Linked DNA regions of Mus musculus: region 1 is linked to region 2. A link is a contact called in ENCODE Hi-C or POLR2A ChIA-PET data. All regions are on one chromosome and are shown on one strand. The core of a region is the stretch at or near the end of the contact, and the rest is flanking DNA. Distances in the headings are between cores, read along the strand shown. Region 1 holds the start of Kcnma1 (potassium large conductance calcium-activated channel, subfamily M, alpha member 1). Region 2 overlaps Kcnma1 (potassium large conductance calcium-activated channel, subfamily M, alpha member 1).

The links. Hi-C counts contacts between places; a loop is a spot of excess contacts on that map. ChIA-PET counts read pairs that join two places held with the same protein, here RNA polymerase II (POLR2A).
Region 1: a loop to region 2 is called in a map of gastrocnemius, with 2.3 times the contacts of the local background. The contact joins the promoter of Kcnma1 here to the enhancer-like site in region 2. A Hi-C loop is called at or near these places in 2 of 37 maps with a recorded cell type or tissue (both gastrocnemius). POLR2A ChIA-PET finds 5 or more read pairs at or near these places in 1 of 5 experiments (embryonic stem cell).

The regions. Positions count from the first base shown.
Region 1 is chr14:24,000,863-24,006,226 of GRCm38, reverse strand. Kcnma1 (potassium large conductance calcium-activated channel, subfamily M, alpha member 1) reads left to right here and starts at 2,022. Exons shown (of 28, transcript NM_001253364.1): 1 at 2,022-2,479. The coding sequence starts at 2,102. It overlaps 4930519K11Rik (RIKEN cDNA 4930519K11 gene), which reads right to left and starts at 1,236. Exons shown (of 3, transcript NR_131107.1): 1 at 1,090-1,236; 2 at 773-932; 3 at 390-546.
Region 2 is chr14:23,961,963-23,967,497 of GRCm38, reverse strand. The region is part of intron 1 of Kcnma1 (potassium large conductance calcium-activated channel, subfamily M, alpha member 1); the gene reads left to right. Among named protein-coding and RNA genes, the nearest start is that of Kcnma1, 39 kb to the left of the region's middle. Within about 2 kb of position 2,851, at least 1 of the 3 ENCODE cell types and tissues checked has a DNase peak (open chromatin) inside an H3K27ac peak, as active enhancers do.

The sequences.
Region 1 (5,364 bases), core at 773-3,272, 40 kb before region 2:
TCAGGCGCAGGGGGTCAGGTTTGGAGACAAGTACCTTTACCAGCAGAGCCATTTTGCTGGCCTTCTGTTGTGTACTATTTTATGGGGGAGGTGATTTTGACCTTAAGTCTTTTCTAATGGATATGTATACTGAGCCCAAGGAATGTACCAACCAATTTGAGACTCACATATTTTCAGTGTCTGCCAGGCTTGGCCTTCTTTGGCCCTCTGTATCCTAGGGCCAGGGTGTGGCTGACCAATGATTTAGGTCGAGACAGCTTGTTCAGGTAAGGAGGCTCCTTTGGGCCAGTTTACCATATGAAGAGTCTTGAAAGGAACCTGAGAATTCCAATTAGACTATAACTAATGAGCTGGAAACTTTGGGGAAATCACTGTGGGCAGTGAGGGGAGAGTGATCATCTTGGTTTTAATTAGCACAGGAAAAAGTTGTGGTCCAGCTGCCAGCCTGGAGAAGTGTCCAGAGGGAGGAAGTTTCTGTGTGCAACGATAGGGGGACTGGGGGTGGGGCGGGGGACAGGGGCTGCTGAACAATCCTGGACTCCTTCCCTTTAAAGGGGAGAAACGGGAGACCAGAAATGTAGAAAGGCAAGCCTGAATGCAGAGTACCCGTCATCCATTTGCCCTTCCCACACGAGTCTAAAGAACTAGGAAGCAGCCCTTTAAGAAACCTCCTTTTCTACCCAGTTTGTTCCACACCAACCACCAGGCTGCTGTCATCTTTGCTTAATAAGGAAACAACAAACAAACAAACAACAACAACCAACAAACCCACCTGCAGCTGTCAGAGGTCACAGACTACCAACAGACTTCCAGATGCCCCAGTTGTTCATCAGCAACTCACAACGTGGCATCTTGGAAACGAAAGAGTGAACTCTCTGTCAGCAGGTGTACTGTACTGGCTAGGGTCTTCCTTAGTCTCCAAGCCTTAGAATCTAGGGGCAATAAGTCCACTGAATCTAGCTGACAACCAGCCACTCCTCTCCCTATTAGGGGCCCCTTTGGGAAAACCGGCCTACCCCAGACACCTGGTGGTTTCCCCTTCTGGTACCCTGCTGAGCCTAGAGGGGCGCAACACCTGCAAAGTCCTACCTCTAGGCTGGTGGCGCTATACTCTACATCCTGGAAGATGGGGGGCCGCATGCCCCACCACTGCCAAATGACCTGCTGCCCCTACACAGCCCCAAGCCGAGGCGAGTTAGCCCGGTAAGCCTCCTCCCCTCCCGCTTCGGGCTGTTTGAGCCCGCGCCCGCTCCAGTTGCTGCAGCTGCCACTGCTGGCGGCTGCGGGGCGCGCGGGGCGCGCGCCGAAGAGGCTCGGGCTGCGAGAACGGGGACGAGGAGGAGCCCGAGGAGGCAAGGAGGAAGAAGCGAGCGGAGGCCGAGGAAGCTCAGGGTCACAGAGACCCGGCCCGAAGGGGTCCCGCAGAGCATCGGCTAGCTGGCCGCGGAGGCAGGGCAGACCGCCGCAACCAACCTGCCGCGGCCCCGCGAGCACAGGAGGCGGCGATCCAGGAGCGGAGCGCAGCCCCGGGGAGGAAGGGTGGCGCGGGCACGCCCGGTCGGGAGGGCGCGGATTCTCCGATCCTAAGGAGCTGTCGCCTCATCACCCGAGAGAGCTGTGCGGGGACGGGCGGGAGACCCCGGGCCCGGGCGCAGCGCACACGCGTGGCGCACGCCAGGCGGGCCGGGCGGCGCCGAGGGTACGCGGGATCGCGCTCACGGAGCTTCGGGAGGCACAGACCCCGGGCGCGGACCGCCCGCGGCGCCCCCTGGGCTCTCGGTGCTCCGCGCAGCCCCGGGGGCGATCGGGGCCGGGGTCGGGGAGTGGGAGCCACCCTCCCTCATCCCCTCCCCCCCCCGGGCCGGCCGGCAGCCCGGGGGAGGGCGGGCGGCGGCGCTTGGCTGTATATATCTCCGCACACCCTGCCAGGTCGCGCACAGCGCCCCGAGCCCAGGCGCCTCCCCGCCCCCCTCCCGGCGCTCCGCGGCGGCGGCGGCAGCGGCAGCAGTAGCAGCAACATGGCTGTTGATGGGTGTTCGGGGTGGCGCTGGCGGCGGGAGGAGCTCCCTCGAGCCCCTGCGCCTGCCGCCCATTGCTAGCTATGGCAAACGGTGGCGGCGGCGGCGGCGGCAGCAGCGGCGGCGGCGGCGGCGGCGGCGGAGGCAGCGGTCTTAGAATGAGCAGCAATATCCACGCGAACCATCTCAGCCTAGACGCGTCCTCCTCCTCCTCTTCCTCCTCCTCTTCTTCTTCTTCCTCCTCCTCTTCCTCCTCGTCCTCGGTCCACGAGCCCAAGATGGATGCGCTCATCATACCGGTGACCATGGAGGTGCCGTGCGACAGCCGGGGCCAACGCATGTGGTGGGCTTTCTTGGCCTCCTCCATGGTGACTTTCTTCGGGGGCCTCTTCATCATCTTGCTCTGGCGGACGCTCAAGTACCTGTGGACCGTTTGCTGCCACTGCGGGGGCAAGACGAAGGTAACGCGCGCCCCGGGCGCCCGCCCCTGCGCCATCCCAGCCGTTTCTCGGCGTCCCCCGCAGCCCACCTCTTAGCTCCGCACTGTGTCTTGCCTCCTGCTGTCCCTGCCAGCCTTGTCCCCGCCGCTTGCCCTTCCCTCCCCTCTCCTTGTGCCCTCGGATTGTGCGCCAGGGGTGAGGAGTTGACCCCAGCAGGTGCGCTCCAGGACGCAGACCCCCGCTTTAGTTCTCTGTTTATTGTAGGGCTATTGGTGACTATGGCCGGACCCGGGTTGGGGGGACATGTGTCTCTTGGGCACGTTGTTGCGGAGTGTGGAGAAGGAACCTTGCAGGGACACAGGAAGCTGAAAGACCCTGGGTGCGTGCGGGACACCACTCACTGGCTGCGGCCAGACTCCTCACGGTGGACTAGTTGGGACAGATCAGCTCATACTTTTGTTGTTGTTGTTGTTGTTGTTGTTGTTGAGGAAATCAGTTCCTGGGGTCCCAAAGAAGGGGGAATCCTTTGAGCTAGGGAGAAAATCTTTTGCATCTGGGAATTCTGGGGGGGAAATCATGGAGAAAGTGGGGGCCCACGGATCAATAAAAAGTTGGGAAGACCCATCCTAGAATGGGGTCAATCTATGGAGAGTCACTTTCTAAAAGTGGCATGGTTGCAAGTCTGATGTCACCGCCCACTCCATCCCTTACATTTTCTTTGTGGAACATTACCCTACCCCAAGTACTTTTGCCACCTCTACACTCCCCTCCCAGGCCATCAACTTTGGATCCCCACAAATACAGCCAGCAGCTCCAATCTGTAGCACCAGGGCTGCACTCCTAAGAGTCCAAGGGACCTCTGCTTCACTAAGCCCCCTTTTGGCACTTGATGTGGCTAGAAGTCGTCTTAAGCTATTCCTGGCAGAGTCGCCCACAGTGTTAGGACTCACATCTCAGATGTGTGGTTGCTAGGCTTTACTCCTGGGCTGTGGCCATCTCCCTAGAGGGGTCCCTGCCCACCACCTAGCACTTGCTGGGGGGCGGTGGACCGGGGGTGGGCAATGTTTGAGCGAGAACTACAGAATGAATAAAAGAAAGAACTGGGAAAAAAGAGGAGCTGAACTGGGTGCAGTCTTTTAGAGAAATTCTCATCCAAGAGGACAGAATAGCACCCATACTTTTGGACAGAGGATATCTCTAGGGGGATTGTGCAAGACACTCATCTTGGTCCCCAAATGTTCACACCTGCTCTAGAAAAGTTCATCCGGGACCCCCTTGAGAAGTCACAGGGCTCAGCAACTTGTAGCAGCGTACAGCTGCTAAAGAGAAGAGTTAGGCTAAGGGGGAAGGCTATGAAACCCAAGGGCAACCGAAGCACTCTCTGTCATTAATTATACATCACCGTAGGTGCTGGGCTCAGCTGTGTTTTGTGGCAGCACATTTGTGTTTTGGAAAATACTGGTGTGTTGGAATAAGGGAGGAAAAAGAAAAAAACCACCCTTCCTTCTTTGCTTCCTCTTGGCATTGCTCTGAAAGCCTCCAATGGTGACAGGTGAGCTTTGTTTAGAGTCCCCTTCTTGAGGATGGAGGTTCCCCCTTCCTTTTCAAGGAGAAAGACCGATGGCCTTCCAGAGAAGCCCTCAGATTAAGCAAGGTTCCTATAGCCAGACCCAGAGATGGTCTCTGTCTGATCATAGAATCACATTCACCCATTCTTTCTCCTGCATCTTCAGCTTGTCCTGGGAGTGTCTCCCTCTCATACTGAGACTTGGTGACTATCTTTAGTTGCACGCATCTCAGTTACTTTCTATATGGAAGTGACTTGGGTTGGCTTTTTAAAAAAACTACTTTCTGTTTTCAGAAAGTGAACAAATTTGGTCATAATGAGTCCTTTTTGTCTTTCTAAGGTTTTAAGCGGAGCGTCTAGCATCTTTTTACTCTAGGGGGTACCCTGTGCTGGTATAGTGTGTGTCATGAAATGTCTCTTAAGGAATTTACATAAAGAATCCCCTTTCTAAATAATGACCAGAATAGCTTTTGCCAGTTTTCTCAGAAAAAAGGTTTTGTGTAACAACAATTAAAAAAAAAACAAAACAACAATCCGTACCTATTCCTCTACATATATTTTAGCTTTAAGACTAGTGGAGTGCACACAGTTGAGAGTTTCAATGCAGACCCTGGAGTAAAAGATGATTGTGGTTGATTGGAAAGATTGAAGGTCAAAACAGAATAGCATCAAGCTCTTTTTGGTACTGTGAGTTCCTTTAGAATCGTGCCCAGTTTTCTTAATATCTGCCTCTTGATTCGTTGGATTAAATTGTGCGTATACTCAACTCCCTGTACCTAACAATGGTAAAAGAGAATTTTTAGGTGCTTCCCTTTCTACCTTCTGGGCTCTGCATTTGTTTTGCAGTTATTCATCTCCTCTTTGCTTTCCAAGTATTCAGTAGTTTTGTTAAGACTCGGTACAGAATAAAGAATTCAGCTCAAGTTTAGAACACTTGTGACTTGCCAGGCTCCGTAAGCAATCCTCTGCTGCCTTTCCACAGAATCTTCTGCCCACCCTCAAGCCTCTTTGCCCACCCTGACCCTAATCCGGGTCCAGTGTGGCTTACTAGGAGCTGGAGTTCCGGAGAAGGTATCTTCTCAGCATCTGACATTCCTGAGGGGACATGTTTCGGCAGGAGCCTGGAATTTTATATATTTGTTCTCCAGGTCTGCACCGTGGTTTTTTGGTCAAAGGAACCCAAGACTGTGGACATATATCTCAGGGTCTCTGTTCATTTGTGCCTCTGGTCTCCAAATAACACATAGCTAATGACTTCATCATCATCATTATTATTATTATTATTATCATCATCATTTTTTTTAAAGGATTATAAACATTTGGGGAGAAGAAGGGAGGA
Region 2 (5,535 bases), core at 1,602-4,101:
ATCTTCCTCAGACTTGAAGGCCAAATGCTGAGCCATCTTACTCCCTCTTTTAATTTGAGTTGGGCATTTAAGGGTGGGAATCCCCGAGGTAGGTTCTTATGGAGACAAAAGGACAGGCAGAGGGAAAGCCACACAGATCTCTGGGAAAGGAGTCTTGGGGTCAGTGCCAAGGTCAGGAGGCAGGATGATATCTGGTCAAGACTGGTCCCCTGGAGCAGAATCAAGAAAGCAGAGACAAGGACAGATGAGAAAAAACAGTAGGAATGAAGGCTTAGAGGAGGAGGGATTGGAGGAGGGCAATCGTGTTTCTTATTTAATTGTACTGGGCTCTCTATTCCTCCCAACAACCACAGAATCTTCACGGGGCAAGAGCACCAGCCCTCACTCCCCTTTCAGTGGACTCTCAGTGGTTGGTTGCAGGGTGGCCTCCGTTTCCCACAAAGGCAATGCTGGGACCTGAACAGCCTGCTGGTACGTGCCTTCCCACCTGGTACCTTCTTTTGGAGAGGCACTTCTAAGTTGAAAGGTGGGTGTTTCTTCTAATTCTAACAGATACTGCAAAATTTCTCCCTTGAAAGGTTGCTGCTGAATTGGGGATCAACTTCTGTTTGTGAGCTCAGCTGCCTGCCTCTGCTTCTAGATTGCTAACTAGCCAGTCTGTGCTGAGGGATGTTCTGAGGGACGGCTCAGAATCCTTCATCTGCGGGAAGGTGTGTGTGGTCTTTCGAAGCATGCTGCTGGGGATGACATGGCTTGTTCATTTTTGGAGCTTGTATTTACTGACTGTGACGTCAGGACAGTGAGGAAGAGGGAAACACAGCTGTTGCCGTGTTGTCTGCATTACGGCTAATGTTCCATGTGCTTAAAATAAGCACAGCAGTGAGGAAGTTCATGGAGACACATTCGCACCTTGTCAGATACTGAATCATGTTCCTGGAGTGTCTTCAGGGTAAGGCTGCCTTGCAGCATCCTGACTGGAGGGCCTGTGAATGCTGAGCGCCTGCTGACTCCTTCCCCACCCCTGGGTGTTGCAGAACCAGCTCTTGTAGACTTTTCATCTGTTTGATGTCCTCCTGTGGCTGTTTTCCATCTGTTGCAGTTCAAACAATGATTAATCTTGCACATGAGTCCTTTCGCACATGCACCAGGTTACGTGTTGGGTCAATTTCTAGGAGATGAGTAGACTAAACTGAAAGTGATTTTCTGGTTATATGCTGATAGACATGACTAAATTGACCTTCAGAGAGGTGTCCCTATTGGCAGCTGGTACAAATGATTATCATCTCCCTACACTACATAAAACTTGGGAGGCCGTCCATCATTATAATGTTTGTCAATCTGATAAGTGAGATGCCTGCTGTGTGTCATTTCATTTTGCATTGGTTCTGTATGTCCTTTTCCAATGTCCCAAGCAATATAGGGGCTGAGGGTATACCTCAGTGGTCGAATGCTTGTTGAGCATGCATGAAGCCTTGGGTTCTACCCTTATATTCCCCAAATAACAACAACAAAACATTTTAAAATCTGTTTCTGTTTTCTAGTGTGAGCTGCCAAGTCTTTGTTATCCCCCCCCTCCCCCCCCGTTAATGTTCTCTTTCTGACTCCTTGAAGAATGGCTTGCTAATGTTAGAGGGGTATTCGACAGTGTGATCATGAACGCTGGCTTGTCTGACAAGAAGTCAGTAGCTAGGAGTGAAAGTCTGGTTGTTTGAGAAAATGAGACCTGGTAAACTGTAGGTCTGAAGTATGCTTCTGTATAGTGTAGACTAATCATCAGAGAGGCTAAAAGCAGACAGAGTAGGGAACTGTTGGCCTCTGGATCCATGTACCTGGGTTTGTCTTTCACAGAGTCTCATTTTTTATGCCTTTACCGGCTTGAGGAAGTGTGAGGAAGCCTGACTGTTTTCTATGAAAATCCTTTTCTTGTTTGATTGGATTCATAATTACACTTTGTTTTCTGGCAACCACTCCTGTTGAGTTAATGGGTTAGGCCAGGTGACACAATGGCTTTAGTGAATGATCCTTAACTTCAGGAACAAAACATGATAAGAGAGTGGATGCCACCTTCTTAACACCATTTATTCTTACTAGAGTAGATGCTCCTGGCGGGGCATTCTTCAAGCATCTAGTGGAGGATGCAGGCTCCTGCTGTCCGGAGATCTGCCCTGTCTAGGTCTCTAGTACACTTAGGGTCCTTGTCTGTAGGAAGGAAAAGAGAGAGGTGGTCTCTCTCTCTCTCTCTCTCTCTCTCTCTCTGTGTGTGTGTGTGTGTATGTGTGTGTGTACAGTCATAGCTCCATAGCCCCCAGGCCAGGACCATGATCCACCTGCCAGAGGAGTGGAGTCCACTGTTGTGTCTGGCCATCAGTCTTGACCCCAGGCACACAGTCTGCCCTGGTGTTTTAGTGTCTATGTGGCACTTAGAAATTTTTTAGTGTCTCTTCCAGTATGGTTGCACTATGCCCTCACAGTTCTGCACAGAGGTAACATAAGTGCTTTCAACTCTATTTGGAACCCTGGAGACAGATGTCTGGGAGACACTTATCCTATGGGAAGCTCGATGCTTAACTACCCACACCAGCTTAGTGGCCAAGCATTCTCACTGACTGGCCTTTTCTGGTATGACAGTCAGTGGCCATCCACTTTAGGTCTGCCTGGACAGACAGGCTCTGTTGATGGTGAGTGAGGGAGAACTGGGCTGCCTACGGATGGGAAACTGTAGGCTGGCTGGAGCATATTTCCTATCCTTGAGGGAGACAAGAGTGGAACTAGTCTCGTGTCCTTTACAAAGAGCAGCCAAATGGTGGAAGGTGACAGAGTTACTACTGGTGGGAAGGCTTGGCCAACTTGTCCTATCACGGTGTGACAGAACAGCTTGAAACCTGGCATCTTTGTGGGGAGCTGGTCCCCTCATCCATACTTGGTCATCCTTCTTTTCTTGTCATTTATGTGGGGTACTAGCACTGAAATCGGGGCTTTTCCTTCACACTCTTGTTTCTCTTTATTTTGTTATTTTTTGAGACATCTCATGCTGCAAGAGTTCAGCTGTGGTGTCTCATCGGTTCTATTTTGAGCCACAGGGAAGCAAATTTAGGGTGTTTTCATCTCTTCTCTGAGGGGATGGTGCTCCCAGGGGTCCACTGGATGGACAGTGTGAGACAGCTTAGGCACTCTTTGGATGCCTACCTTTCTGATGAAGGAGCACACTTCTTGTTTTCCCTGTGTGAATTAGCCTGGCCAAATCCTGTCAAGACAGAGCGATGGATGGTATCATGAGTGTTATGGGCTATTATGATAGCAAGATGGCACCAGGCATGTCATGACCCATGTTCTGGGGCTAAATAGTGGCACTGGTAATCAAATGTCTGTCCAACTTAGCTTTCTTTTTGTACAAGAGAAATGACATAGTTCCCGCTGCTCTCACAGGATGCTTATGAAGATTACATGAGATAATGTGTATAAAAGTGCAGTATAAATGGAAATTCAATTCAAGGTATTATTATATTAATAGTAATGATTGTCATCTGTGATCCCAATGACTCACTTGGGGTGGGAGTCCTTGGAGCTTGTCATGGCCACTGTTACCTTTCAGCTACAATTACCATGCGCAATTTCATTTGACATACTCCTCATCATATGATGCCAGAATGGGAATGGGTCTTGGGGTGAACGAATTGTAGCCTGTTGCTTTATAGATGGGGAGCTGCTACCCAGCAGAGGGAGATTGGTTAAGGCCTTTAGACAAGGTTTGAGGCTGTCAGCTCTCAGTAGTGGGCTGTTTTGTTTTCAGATTACATTGTCCTATCTTTACTAAAGGTCTAGAAATTGAAAACTTTGGGTAGAATGTTTATCCTTTGTCACTTGATGGAGTTGCAGCCTGACTCATGAGGTTCTGGAGAAAGGTGTGGATTGTGCCCAGGAGAGAAGCTCAGATGCTGAGAATACTGGGCCATAGGATCTAAAAGAGATAAAAGAAGGAACGTGAGGGATTTCTGGAAAGAAGAGACCTAGGTTGGTTCCAAACAAAGAAGGAGGAAATGCTTTGCTCCTGACCTTGCTAGACTCCTGTCTTCTTCATATATTATCTCTGTCTTTTCTAGAGGCTCCATACACATGTGACACAGCTTAGCACTGTGGGGTTCCATACAAAGAGAGCACTGATGAGAACCCAGCATTAGTTCAGAATCCAGCGAAACTGGCTTGGCCTCATTTTCTAAGTCTTTGGTTAACACCTCTGTAGAGAGAACATCTTGCATATTCTATGAATGTGCCTATCAATTAAAAAGCCAATGGCCTATGACTTAGGCAGAAAATAGAAGATGGAACATCCAGGAGCAGAAAGAATTCTGGCATAGAGCCAGGCACAGGAAGACTTGCCTGGAAAGATGTGAGAAGACATATGCCTGGTACCTGAGCACAGGTAACCAGCCACATGGCAGAATGTAGATTAAAATAAATGGGTTATCTTAAGTTATGATTCTAGGTAGAGAAGAGCCTAGCTATATGATCTAGGTATTTGTAAATACATTTTGAGTCTGAGTCTTATTTCTGGGCACAGGGGTCTGGGAGGATGAACCAGACTTAACTTTTACACACCTCTCCTGGCTCAAGGTCTTGCTCATATGCTAGATGAGGCATCCCCCTGCTTAAAGACACAATTTGTAACAGCTCTTTCTCCTTGATTACTGCTTCCTTCAGTGGATTCATCATCTAGAATTTTATCCCCCAAAGTTACCAATTTTAGTACAGACATCTGGTATACCCTTTGGCCAGCTTTCCTTAAAGTTCATATCTTATGCAACTGTGGAGCCTGACAGTGCTGGAACCAAGGATTTCACATTGGTGTTAAATTGTTCACCAAAGCCAGAGTTCTGTTGTCTGTAGCTTCCTCACAAATGCCTTTCCCAGGATCCATTCCAGGACCCCATGCAACATCCACCTGCCATGTCTCCCGAGCCTCCTCCCACCCATTTTTTTTTTCTTTTTTCATGACTTTGACATTTGCCAAGAATATTGCTTAGCTTGTTTCATAGAATGCCCCTGGGTGTGTCTCTTAACTTTTATTCAGTTGGTATAATTTAATTGGCATAAATTGGTATAATTTAATTTTATTTTCAGTTGGTATAGAAAATAATGGATTTCACCATCACATTTTAATACATGTATGGCATTGTGTTTTTTGTTTTTTTGGTTTTTTTTTGCTGCATCTAGTTACTTCTTATAGTTCATATTGTGGCTTGTCAAGAGTATTGGTTAGGTTTTTTTTTTTTTTTTTTGATAGAATGTCCTTCAGTATGGGTTTGTTTTATATCTTTACAAAAGTTTTTACTAGTGTCCAAAAACGAGTTCCATAAAACCTTTTCATACATGTCTTTCTGTGATTTACTCCTGTCTAGTATCTTTGTACAGTTGATGCGTATGAATTTAATCATGTCTATTGGGTCTTTTGCTAATGGGAATGTCATCACCTTCAGAGTAAGGATCTTGTCTTTCTGGTTTGTTCATGTTCACGAACATCTGTGTGCCTGGCACCCA